Regions from separate parts of the Homo sapiens genome. Here region 2 is linked to region 1. Evidence: read pairs that join two places in POLR2A ChIA-PET (ENCODE). Cell type or tissue: PC-9. All regions are shown on one strand. Links, peaks and the distances in the headings refer to the core of each region. The heading gives the core; the rest is flanking DNA. Region 1 overlaps SLC7A1 (solute carrier family 7 member 1). Region 2 has its middle 16 kb from the start of UBL3.

The links. Peaks named below come from ENCODE experiments on the same cell type or tissue, not always from the same donor. Only the 100,000 strongest peaks of a DNase experiment are listed, where the experiment ranks them.
Region 2: POLR2A ChIA-PET joins it to region 1 with 8 read pairs; 3 of 35 experiments call an interaction of 5 or more read pairs at or near these places.

What each region holds. Positions count from the first base shown.
Region 1 is chr13:29,581,367-29,586,744 of GRCh38, forward strand. All of the region lies in intron 1 of SLC7A1 (solute carrier family 7 member 1), which reads right to left. Among named protein-coding and RNA genes, the nearest start is that of SLC7A1, 12 kb to the right of the region's middle. In PC-9, for the core only: no CTCF peak of the experiment used is centred there; a DNase peak (open chromatin) is centred at 2,245; H3K4me3 peaks cover 1,266 bases; H3K27ac peaks cover 2,599 bases.
Region 2 is chr13:29,864,386-29,869,763 of GRCh38, forward strand. It overlaps the pseudogene TIMM8BP1. Among named protein-coding and RNA genes, the nearest start is that of UBL3, 16 kb to the left of the region's middle. In PC-9, for the core only: no CTCF peak of the experiment used is centred there; no DNase peak of the experiment used is centred there.

The DNA.
Region 1 (5,378 bases), core at 320-5,319:
ATGTCCCTGTGCAAACCCCCGTGCTAGGCATAAAGCTCTGAAGTAAACATAGGTCAGACACAGCCAAGGTTTCCCTGAATACTCGTGCCCAGCACCTTTGGGGTGACAGAGATGTGTGGGAGCCATGCTTCAGCACCCCGTTACCTTTAGCCAGCCACTTCTAAGACTTTTAAAGAACCAAATATAAGTCAGCTGCAAAGAGGCTTAAACACTACAGCATACAGCCAAGCATGCGCTGTCCCCTCTAAGTGGCATTCTGGTTTAAGGTCTTACGGGCAAGGGTCCCTGGAACTTCACCCCAGTGCTAGCTCTGGCAGCGCCATGCCTGCCCCTGAGGCACACCCCCAAGACAGGTTCATCTCCCACCTCATCTGCCCATTAATTAGAAAGCTCCTGACATCTGCCTCTTCCATTAAGAATTTCCTGAGGATGACGAACAAGTAGCAACCTCTCCTTCGCCCATTTCACCACCCCCAGCCTTCTGGAGGAATCACTTTGCATGTTAATTTACACCTACTCCTTTAGCGGCAAAATACCAACACATTTATGTGCAACCTCAGGAATGGGATTTTTCTTCTCGGAGAAACCTCCCTGAAGGCTGGGGCTTAACCCTTTACACACCAATCCTAATTGCAACTCATGTTTATTGCCCTCTCGTGCTAAGCCTGGCAAGGCGCTAAAAGCTTCAATCCTTAATATAACCTACAAGAGGGGAACTGTAAGTTTCTCCATTTTTCAAATGAGGAAACTGAGGCACAGAGTTGCATGTGGGTGTACAACACAGACCTCTTGAAATGAGGAGGGCTGCTTGCCACTCGGCTAATTATCCCTGATGGCAGTAGTTACTGAGTTCTTCCCTCTCTTCCATGGGTGTTCTGTCCTTGTCCTCACTGCCAAGCCCTCAGCTATCACTCCTTGCCGGTGCCAGAAGCCCCGCCTCTGCTGCCAAATTCACACATCCTATCTGCAGACGGCTGTAAAGCGATAACCAAGCTGGGCCGAAATAAGTGTACAGGCTATGACTGGGTCGCCACACCCCTGCCGTCCCAAGGCCACTAACGTAAACGGACTCTGGGACAGCAGCCTCTTCAGTTCAGTTGAAAAGATCATTTTGAGCATCCACTTCCTAGCAGGCACTGCTCTTGGTACAGGAGGCACAAAGACACATGCATCCCAGACCCTCAGGGAGATGTGGTCTAATGGGCAGATCAGGTCTCCCTGCAGTTGTTCCAGGTTCCAGCAGTTTTGGAGGTGCTTGCTACTCCCAGTGACCCTGAGAGCTGGTTAGAAATGCAGTCTCTCAGACCCCCTCCCTGAGCTCCCAAATCAGAATGTGCATTTCAGGAGATCCCCAGGGGAGGATTTGTATGCACGTGTGGTCTAGACAGTTTAAAGATACCCACAGTATGACCTTAGGATATGAAAGGCACTATTACATTATGCCAAGTACTTAACTTGCACACTCACTGAGATACGTTCCTTCTATCCTTACTGCCCACTCCTACTGCCACTTCTGCCCAATCCATATGACCTTAGCTACCTACACGCTCTTTAGATAGCAATGAAGGAGTAACAGTCATAATGAACAGGACTGTTACAAAATGCACCCAATGTACACAACTACAATGGAAATGTTTCCTGCTTTGTGTGCTACATTTCCAGAAACAATACGCTCCAGTTAGTCTTATCCCCAGGTTTAACTTTTCAACTTTTTATTTTACACAGCTTGCATCTTTAGGTGCAGGTCCCTCATTAGGTCTAGACCTGGCAGCGATGTGGCCTTCAGGCCCCACCCCAGAACTGTAAAGGAGCCCACACCCGTGCCCGCATGCACAGTAAAAGTGTGCCCCCACAGTTCTGTTCCTTCAAGGAAGTCTAGGAACAAGGGCAATTCCCAGAACTCAAATGTTTGAGTCACTGCTCATTTGGATATGGGGCAGTATTGCTTGCTCCCACAAAGCATCCGTGTTGAGAAACCCATGCTTTCCCTCTGTCCCTGCTCCCAAGTACCTCCCCAGGGTGGAATCGTGCTTTCTTCCTTCACACAGCAGGACACTTTGCTGGAAAGAGACTCTTGCTGGGACCTCTGTGGGTCAAGGCCAGCAGCTCTTAGTAGACTTCAACTCTTCCAGCAACTCAAACTCTATGCAGGGTGACTCAGCAAGACCTCCCTTGCAGATGCTCCACACAGGACCACTCATGGGCAACCAGGAGCCGCAGGAAAGTGACTTGGATTTGTGCAGAGAGCTTTCACCTCCCCTGGCCACTGCCCTACTCCAAATCACCCAAGAAACATGAGACGGCAATGCCCTCACCTTGACTCATCAGACCACAGAGTCTTTCAGTAATTAGGCCTGAATCCCAGCACAAATTAGATCTGATAATTTTCTAAAATTCTAATTGTATCAAACTCTGAGACCAGCAAGACAGACATTCTTCCCAGTTCAATAAAATTACTCACAGAACTAATGAGTGCTCTTGCTTAATTTCTCCCAAGATTGCCCTCTGGAAAGAAAGCAATCTGAAAAAAGAAATGTCTTCCAACAAAAGTTAAAAAAACAAACAAACAAACAAAAAACCTAGCTGCTGAAACTGTGAGGTTATAGATTTGTGGGGGAAGTGTGGTACACTTGCAATAACAGAGTCATCATTTATTTCAAACGTTAACATATATAACAGCATCAGATCAAGTTCATGAGGTTTCTTCTCAAATACCAACAATGGTGATGGTAATATTTGTAACTTTTTTTTTCTTTTTTTTTTTTGAGACGGAGTCTCACTCTGTTGCCCAGGCTGGAGTGCAATGGCACGATCTCGTCTCACTGCAACCTCCACCTCCTGGGCTTAAGTGATTCTCCTGCCTCAATCTCCCTAGTAGCTGGGACCCAGCCCTCTGCTAGGACTACAGCTACTCGGGAGCTGTACTGCGCCACCATGCCCAGCTAATTTTTTGTATTTTTAGTAGAGACGGGGTTTCACCATGTTGGCCAGGCTGGTCTCAAACTCCTGACCTCAGGTGATCTGCCTGCCTCGGCCTCCCAAAGTGCTGGGATTACAGGTATGAGCCACCACACCTGGCCAATATTTGTAACTTCTATATGAATTTTTAAGAGTACTGTAAAGTAAGCACTCTGAGTTCTCACAACAAATTTATTTTTATTGAGAAGCATAGTAAATAAAAGAAACTTCCCAAGAACAAGGACAGACATTTGCACATTGTTTCAATAAATGAGGCCATTTATCTTGTTCTAGTTCTGTTATGTCATTGTACCTTTGTTAGGCAGAGTCAATTCCCTTGATTTACAATTGTTTTGTGAATTATATACACAGACTTAAAGACATTTATTTTCTAAGAAAAAAAAAGAAAAAACATTCAAGCATTTCTTAAGCAAAAGTCCATCCAACCTTTTCAAGAAGAACTATTTAATGGTATGGCTGCTATTGTTAATATAGTTTCAATACCGTTCGATATTAACCCATAAGATTTAGTCAAAAAATAACATTTCTATGAGTATCTTTTCTCACTCTTCTTCCCCAAAATCCTTAACTCTTTCAGACAGGTTCTTCGTCGCATCACGCTGAATAAAATAAACTCAAAGAAAATCAGAGCACTGAAATTAACAAATGTATGGCCCATTTCTAAAAACTCACATACAGCCTGACCAGGCCACCTTTGGGACACCACTGTGTCAGGTTAACGAAGGACAGATACCCCAGTATGCAAAAGCAAACCACACTGGGGAATTCACACAGGTCTGCCCTGAAAACCTACTCACTTTCTTGGGCATCATCACAGAGAATAATGTCCCCTTCAGTCAGAAACTCCTAAATCACCACAAAAAGAAACCTTGACTCTTCAACTTTCTTTGCCCTAACTGGTCTGGATGGAGAATTGACTCCCATCCCCTAGTGCCAGCAGTGAACATGAAATTCAGGACAATGTGGTGGAGTTGCAGGTGAGGTGTGGCTCATATGTCTAAACCTAGTGTGTTTTGCAAACTCCAAGTTGCCACGAGGAATTTTTCTTGTAATGAAATAGAAAAGAATAAAAATTATCTCAGCGTATCACAGATAGTAAAAATGAGTACTGTTTCATAAAAATTTTCATTTTATCTATATATCAATATGTGTGCCTCTGTGTGTGTACTTGATTACAATGTAAATTTAGTTCTTATTGTAGACTGCGGTCAAAGAAGTTTAAAAGCCGCCATCCTCGGGAACACCCAGTGAGTACCAGTGTGTGCGGGTAACCAGTAGTCCCATCCCAAACAGCCCAGAGAAAGGCTTTCCCAGCACCGGGCTTCCAGAATCCTGTGCTAAGCTGACAGTACAGAAGAGGCAGCCAACAGGGCTCTGAATCCCAAGTGCCTGAAGGAGGAATGAAACAATCTCACCAGAGAGGAAAGGACAGCTGTGACAGTCACCCTCCCTGAACAAGACCACTGAGACCAGGGATGGACATCTTCCAAGCTAACCTACAGTGCAGGTAAGAATGGGAAGCTGCATTTTTAGATAACTATCCATTAGAAACCAGGACGACATATGAACAGTGTATCTTGGTAGCCTTGGATGCTCAAGGATGAGAAACCCTGGGCAAACCAGGCAAAAATTCTCAACCACAGGACAGGACAAACTGGCCCAAAGGTTCCTTAGTTACAGAGTAAGTAAGAAGAAGCTGTAATTCTACCCCATCTGGGAACATTAGGAAAAAGACAACATCTGATACTCTGATTTCAGTAGAACTGGATTCTTCCAAAAATATAAATGTCAAAGTCACCCATTCACAGTATAATTTGTACCAAAGTGCAAAATGGGGTATGTATGTGTGCCAAAGAACAAAATCTACCAGAACTGAGCTGCTAGGGCAAAATTACAACAGAAACTTAAAATAATATATTGTCCCATCCACCTGCCAAAACATTAGCTCAAAGACATTCCTCCTTTAAATACAGTTTTACTAATTATAAGAATAGTCATTCAATAAATATTTCTTGAGCACTATTTTAGGTGCCACAAACACTGCAGTGAGAAAAACAAAGTCCAATTTTTCCAGTCTTTTCTTTCTGTGCAAATACATATATCTCATTAAGCTAACACGGAACATGGGAAATTGCACCCAGATGGTTTCACTTTTAACATTAAAGTTTCTCCCACAAAATCAAATGTTCTTTGAAAACGCCATTCTTACTGGCTACATAGTATTCTAACATGGAAATGGTATCATGATTTACTGAAAGACACTCCCAAATGCTTACCACAAGATAAAAACACAAAGGAGAGACATCATTAAATAGAACGTTAGACCTAGATTCAGAGCCTTAAGGAAAAAGAAGAAAAAAAAGGAAAATACAATCTTACAAATCTCAGAGACCCCACTA
Region 2 (5,378 bases), core at 160-5,159, 280 kb after region 1:
ACCATATTGGCCAGGCTGGTCTGGAGCTCCTGACCTCAAGTGATCCGCCTGCCTCGGCATCTCAAAATGCTGGGATTACAGGCGTGAGCCACCACGCCCGGCCGAGGTCACCATCTTAATGCCAAACTTAGTACGGACATCCGATCGGCACAGCCACTACAGCCCAGAATTCCTGGGCACAAGCGATCCTCCGGCCTCAGCCTCCGAAGTAGCTGGACTACAGGCATGCGCCACTGCGCCCGGGGCACGAACTGTTTCCTCTGCCTGGCATATATTTCCCCTGCTCCACCACCTGGCTAACTCCTGCTCATTCTCTGAAACTCAGTGCCCTCCAGGAAGGAGTCCACAACCTTCCCCACACCTCAACCAATCTCAGTTTCAGCCTCTGAAAGACCAAGGGGAAGACATTGGAGTCCAGTGTGGCCTGCAGCAGCCCTTGACTAATAGCACTTTGGCAAGTGTGTCCTGCTTTGGCATCCATTCACATACCTGTGTCAGGCACCAGGCGAGAGCACGGAGCTGGACAGGTGAGGCCCTGCTCTCATGCAGCCTCTGTTTTCGTAAGGAGACAGCTAATAAACCCAACAAGTAAACACACGAATATACAAGATAATTTTAGGTAGTCATAGATCTATAAATAAAGTAAAATTGGGTAATGAAATGAAGAGTGACAAGGAAGGTAGTCAACTCAAGGATAGATGGTCAGAGAAGGCCTTGGAAAAGACGGCACTTTAGCAGAGACCCGAATGAAAAGAAGCAGCTCACCAAGTGAAGTGCTAGGGGCAGAAGTTTCCAGGTATTCTTCACTTAAAGGAAGTGTCATGCATAAACATCTAAGGTTCTAACCTTACCTGCACATCATCAGGGTTCAGCTTGTAGTAGTTGCTCAATAAATGCTATGAATTGGATTGTTCAGCTGAAGAAACTAGGAAGGCTCTGGACCTGTGCTTTTTATCTCTTAGGACTCTCCTAACATCCGCCTGTTGGGGAAATACCACTACTTTACAAGATTCCTTGGATTGTCTTGGGTAAGCAAAGAAAATAGAGTCAGGCAGGAATTGCTATGTTCTGAATTACAAACACAGCCTGCCTCCAGCTCCTGGGTATGCCCAGTTCTGACATTTTCAAAGTTATCTGGAGATTTGGAGAGGAATTTATCATCTTGTCTTTGTGGGTAGGTTTTTCATGAAATGTTCGTCTGTATATCTCCTGCTGTTATTTTCTCTATTGTCACAATTCCATCCTTGATCTTATATCCAAGTGACCTTACAGTGGAACTAGAAGTACTTCAGTGAGACCAGGATTTCATGGAAAAGACAGTGACACTGCAGTTTTATTAATTTTTTTGAGAATTCACATTTATTGAATTACTGATGTGCTACAACATGGAATTTCTGAATTCCAAATAAATAAATTTCACTTTTTAAACATTTGTTCTGTTACTTTTTAACACCAACAAACTTGATAGCAGCCAGCTGCTGACCTGACAATGGGTTGACAACCTTCCCCCACTGGCTCTTCAGTCTGCTTAATCAGAAGTCCTTTGCTGCTTCTCATCCTCCCAGGGGATGGCCTACTGCCCTCCTTTCTGTACAATCTGGGCAAGCCGACTGGGATGGTAAGAGTGGTGTCAATGAAGCGGTCCACAGAGCTAGAGAGGCAATTTTCAGTGTGAGAGTCTAGGCATTTCCCTGGCTTCTCCACACATCCATCCCAGAACAGCTCCAGGAAGCGACACACCTGTGCTGCAACCCTGCTTCAACCACCTCGCCCAGCACTGTCATTGTCCACGTGAGTCTCAGGACCTCTCATTTTTCTTAAAGCCCCAGGAGCACATTTCACAATTTTATTTCACTGAATGCGTGTCCTGATATATTTAAACAGAATTGAAATAATAAACCCCCTGATTTAGTTTGAAAATTAAAACATGCATAGGTCCTAAACCAGCTTCAGTTGAGAAAAAAGTTACTTTCTACTCATAGAAAATCCAACATGAGAGATTTCCCTAAAACACTTTATTTTGCAACTACTTCAAAACATTGCAGCAATTTGAACAAAGATGTACTGGGTGATGCTCATGTTGTGCACAATGCTAGTCTGAAGATTTGAATTGTTAACTCCAGCAATTTCCATGACCAATTGGAATCTCTATTATTGATAATCAAAGTTGTCGTTTCCCTGAATCCTAGGGAGCTCAGGGCACTTGAATCCAAAAACGTCTGGGTGCTATGTAGAATACAATCAAACATTAACGGAAGGGAAGTGGGAGAGAGAGAAGCAGTATACTCATAGACAAAGTTTGCAAAAGGGTGAGCTAATAGAAAAGCAGCAGCAACAAGCACAGAGGCCATGCCTTGGGCAAGAGGCAGGAGAGGGTGTCCATACGGTGTTCTGCTTCTCTTTAGGGGAGCCCAGGGCAGGTGTTGTTGAACTTTCCCACCCTCATAGCTCTCAACTCTTGCATTTGTTTATTATGCCTGATCTGTTTAGTTACCTTGTCCAAAGGGAATTGCACCAATTACAAGGGCATGGAAATGAATGGATTGGTGGAGCTCTTTTCCTTGCAATTTTTCATACTGCATGGGGTTTTCATCAGGCAGCAGAAGGGGAAAGAACATGGAATAGTCCCCACGAACCTCCCTGGGCTCTACCACACATCTGCTGTGTTGAGGATGTAGAAGGTGAGGACGAGCCAAAAACAAACAAAAACAAAAACAAAAGGAGAATAGAAAGAAAAAGGAGCAGAAGCAGAAGGAAAATTGGATGGCACTGACAGTCCCCAGGTGACTTCCATGTGTCAGGCACAAGTAAAAAGGACTTGTGAAGCACCAGATTTATTTATTAAAGTATAAATACTTCAGTTCACCTAATCGCTACAACAACCCGTTGAAATGCCCATTTTTACAGGTGAATAAAAGAGACTCAGAAGCTAAATAACTTTCTTGTGGTCACTGGGATTCATACTCATGCCTGTTTAACTCTAAGGATTAAAGAGAAGGGGAGGGGATGATCAGAAAAGGTACCATGTGGCAATTTGCACTAACTCACTAACACAGAGTTAAGACGTCAGAAGAACAGGAGCTTCACTCTCCTTAGCTCATGCATATTCACTTTTCTTCCATAAACATAAAAAAAAGGTAAGCAGCTTCAGGGACCCAGAAGTAAATTATTGGTTTAATAAAATGCTGGCCTTTGGGTTTACTTTCTTTTAAAGACACAGTTTATCCGTCAAATTCCACTCTCGGTTTGTCTTATTCCAGGAAGGGTGTTCCTCCCTTCTGCACAAATGTGATTACAGGCAACTCTGCATTGGAAAGTAGTAAAAAAAAAAATGTGAAATCAAATTTTACCATTTATTTAAAAACTAACCACACCGCTAACATTTATTAGTGTATAACAATGGCAAGTTTAAACACACCTCCTGACACTGTAAAATGCTTGGAGGCCTGGACAGATCTACTGACTTTTTATCCTTTTTTTTCTTGCCAGCTCTGTCCTGTTTGGATGCAAGCAAGTGGCCCAAAGCCCTTTCTGTTTTTAAGAGTTTAGGGCCAGGCACAGTGGCTCATGTCTGTAATCCTAGCCCTTTGGGAGGCCAAGGCAGGCAGATGGCTTGAGTCCAGGAGTCCGAGACTAGCCTCGGATACGTGGCGAAACCCTGTCTCTACAAAAAACACAAACATTAGCCAGGCGTGGTGGCATGCACCTGCAGGCCCATCTACTTGGGAGGCGGAGGCAAGAGGATCGCTTAAGCCCAGGAGGCAGAGGTTTCAGTGAGCCAAGATTGCACCACTGCACTCCAGCCTGGGTGGTAGAGTAAAACCCCGTCTCAAAACAACAACAATGAAAACAGTGTTCTAAAAATTAAAGATGTGCCGGTCAGATTTTAAATTCAAATTTTCTTCCAGGTGCCTATTGAGGAAAATGAAGGATGATTTTGTTGGAAGCCTGAGTTGATTTCACCCTCTACCTGGTGATTCTTCTGGACTTACATTGCATGGTAATTAAATTAACATAGTTTACTCTAAATCAGGTTATTCCTTTGGAATATGCCAAATAATGGTCATGAAGATATCTGGGAAACGTTTTGTTGTTATTGTTGGTGGTGTTCATCTTTTCACAAATTTAAACTCCAATTATATTTGAGTATGTGGATGCTCTTCACACAAGCCTGTGCTAGTTTGTTCCAGGTCTTGTGGTAGTAGAATGTGTGAAGGCTCAAGTTTACAAACAAATTGTATTAGTGATGATTCTTATGAGGTCAAGGATGAAATTAAAATTCTTAATTACAAATCATCGGCACCTCCATTGTCAGGGGCGTGCTGGGATTCTCTGAACAGCTGCGTAATGATCCTCTGTGCTTCAGTGGCGTTGGCATGCCTTTGAGCTTGTTCCCTATTCACCTTTTATTTATAGCACCACGAGCGTGTTTATTTTCATTCTTATAAAAACTTGATTTGCTGACTGCAAGATATGACAAAGCTTTCATATCAAGGACAGAGACCTGTGATTTTTGGAACAGATTGTCTTTTATGGGATGATTCACCATGGACTCTTTAGTTAAAGCGATGGGCTCCTTTGTTTTTAGCTCTTTTTTTTTTTTCTTTTTAGTTTTTTAAAAATTTGTTTATTGGTTGGCGTTAGCCTTTGTTTTTAGCTCAACTAACCCGACTAGCTGTGGATCTTGAATTCGCTTTACCTGCATAGACAACTGAGGGAAAGCATGTTTCTGGATGTAGGGTGACGTTTTTAGTTTTTGATTAGCTGACATATTCTGGTGGCCCAAAGAATCACAGGATTGTAGAGTGGCAAAGCCCTTGAAAGTTAACCCACTCAGTTTCCAGCTTGGGGTTCTTGATGCCAGGGATCTGAAAAGATGGTGATGGGAAAGAGAGCAGGCCAGTCCGGGCAACAGAGTGAGACCCCATCTCCACCAAAAATTTAAAAATTTGCTAGGTGTTGTGGAGCATGCCTGTAGTCCCAGCTACTCAGGAGGCTGAGGTGGTTGGGAGGATTGCTTGAGCCTGGGAGGTTGAGGCTGCAGTGAGCCGTGACCATGCCACTGCACTCCAGCTTGAGCAACAAAGCAAAACCCTGACTCAAACGAACAAACAAACAAACAAAACAAAACAGGAAAGAAAAGAGAGTACGGAGGAATCGAATACTTTTAAAAAGGTAAAAGAAATTGTTTATTTATGACTGATAAGGCTGCCCAGGAGACTCAAATATCAGATGTTTTAGATTTGGGCTAGAATATGACGGCATTGATTATCTCACGGGAAAATCTGTTAGTAAAAACTGCATAAATGCAGTTCAGGACATAGAAGTCTTTTGGAAAATTGGGTACATTGCAGAAAGGTAATAAAAATTTCCTGTTA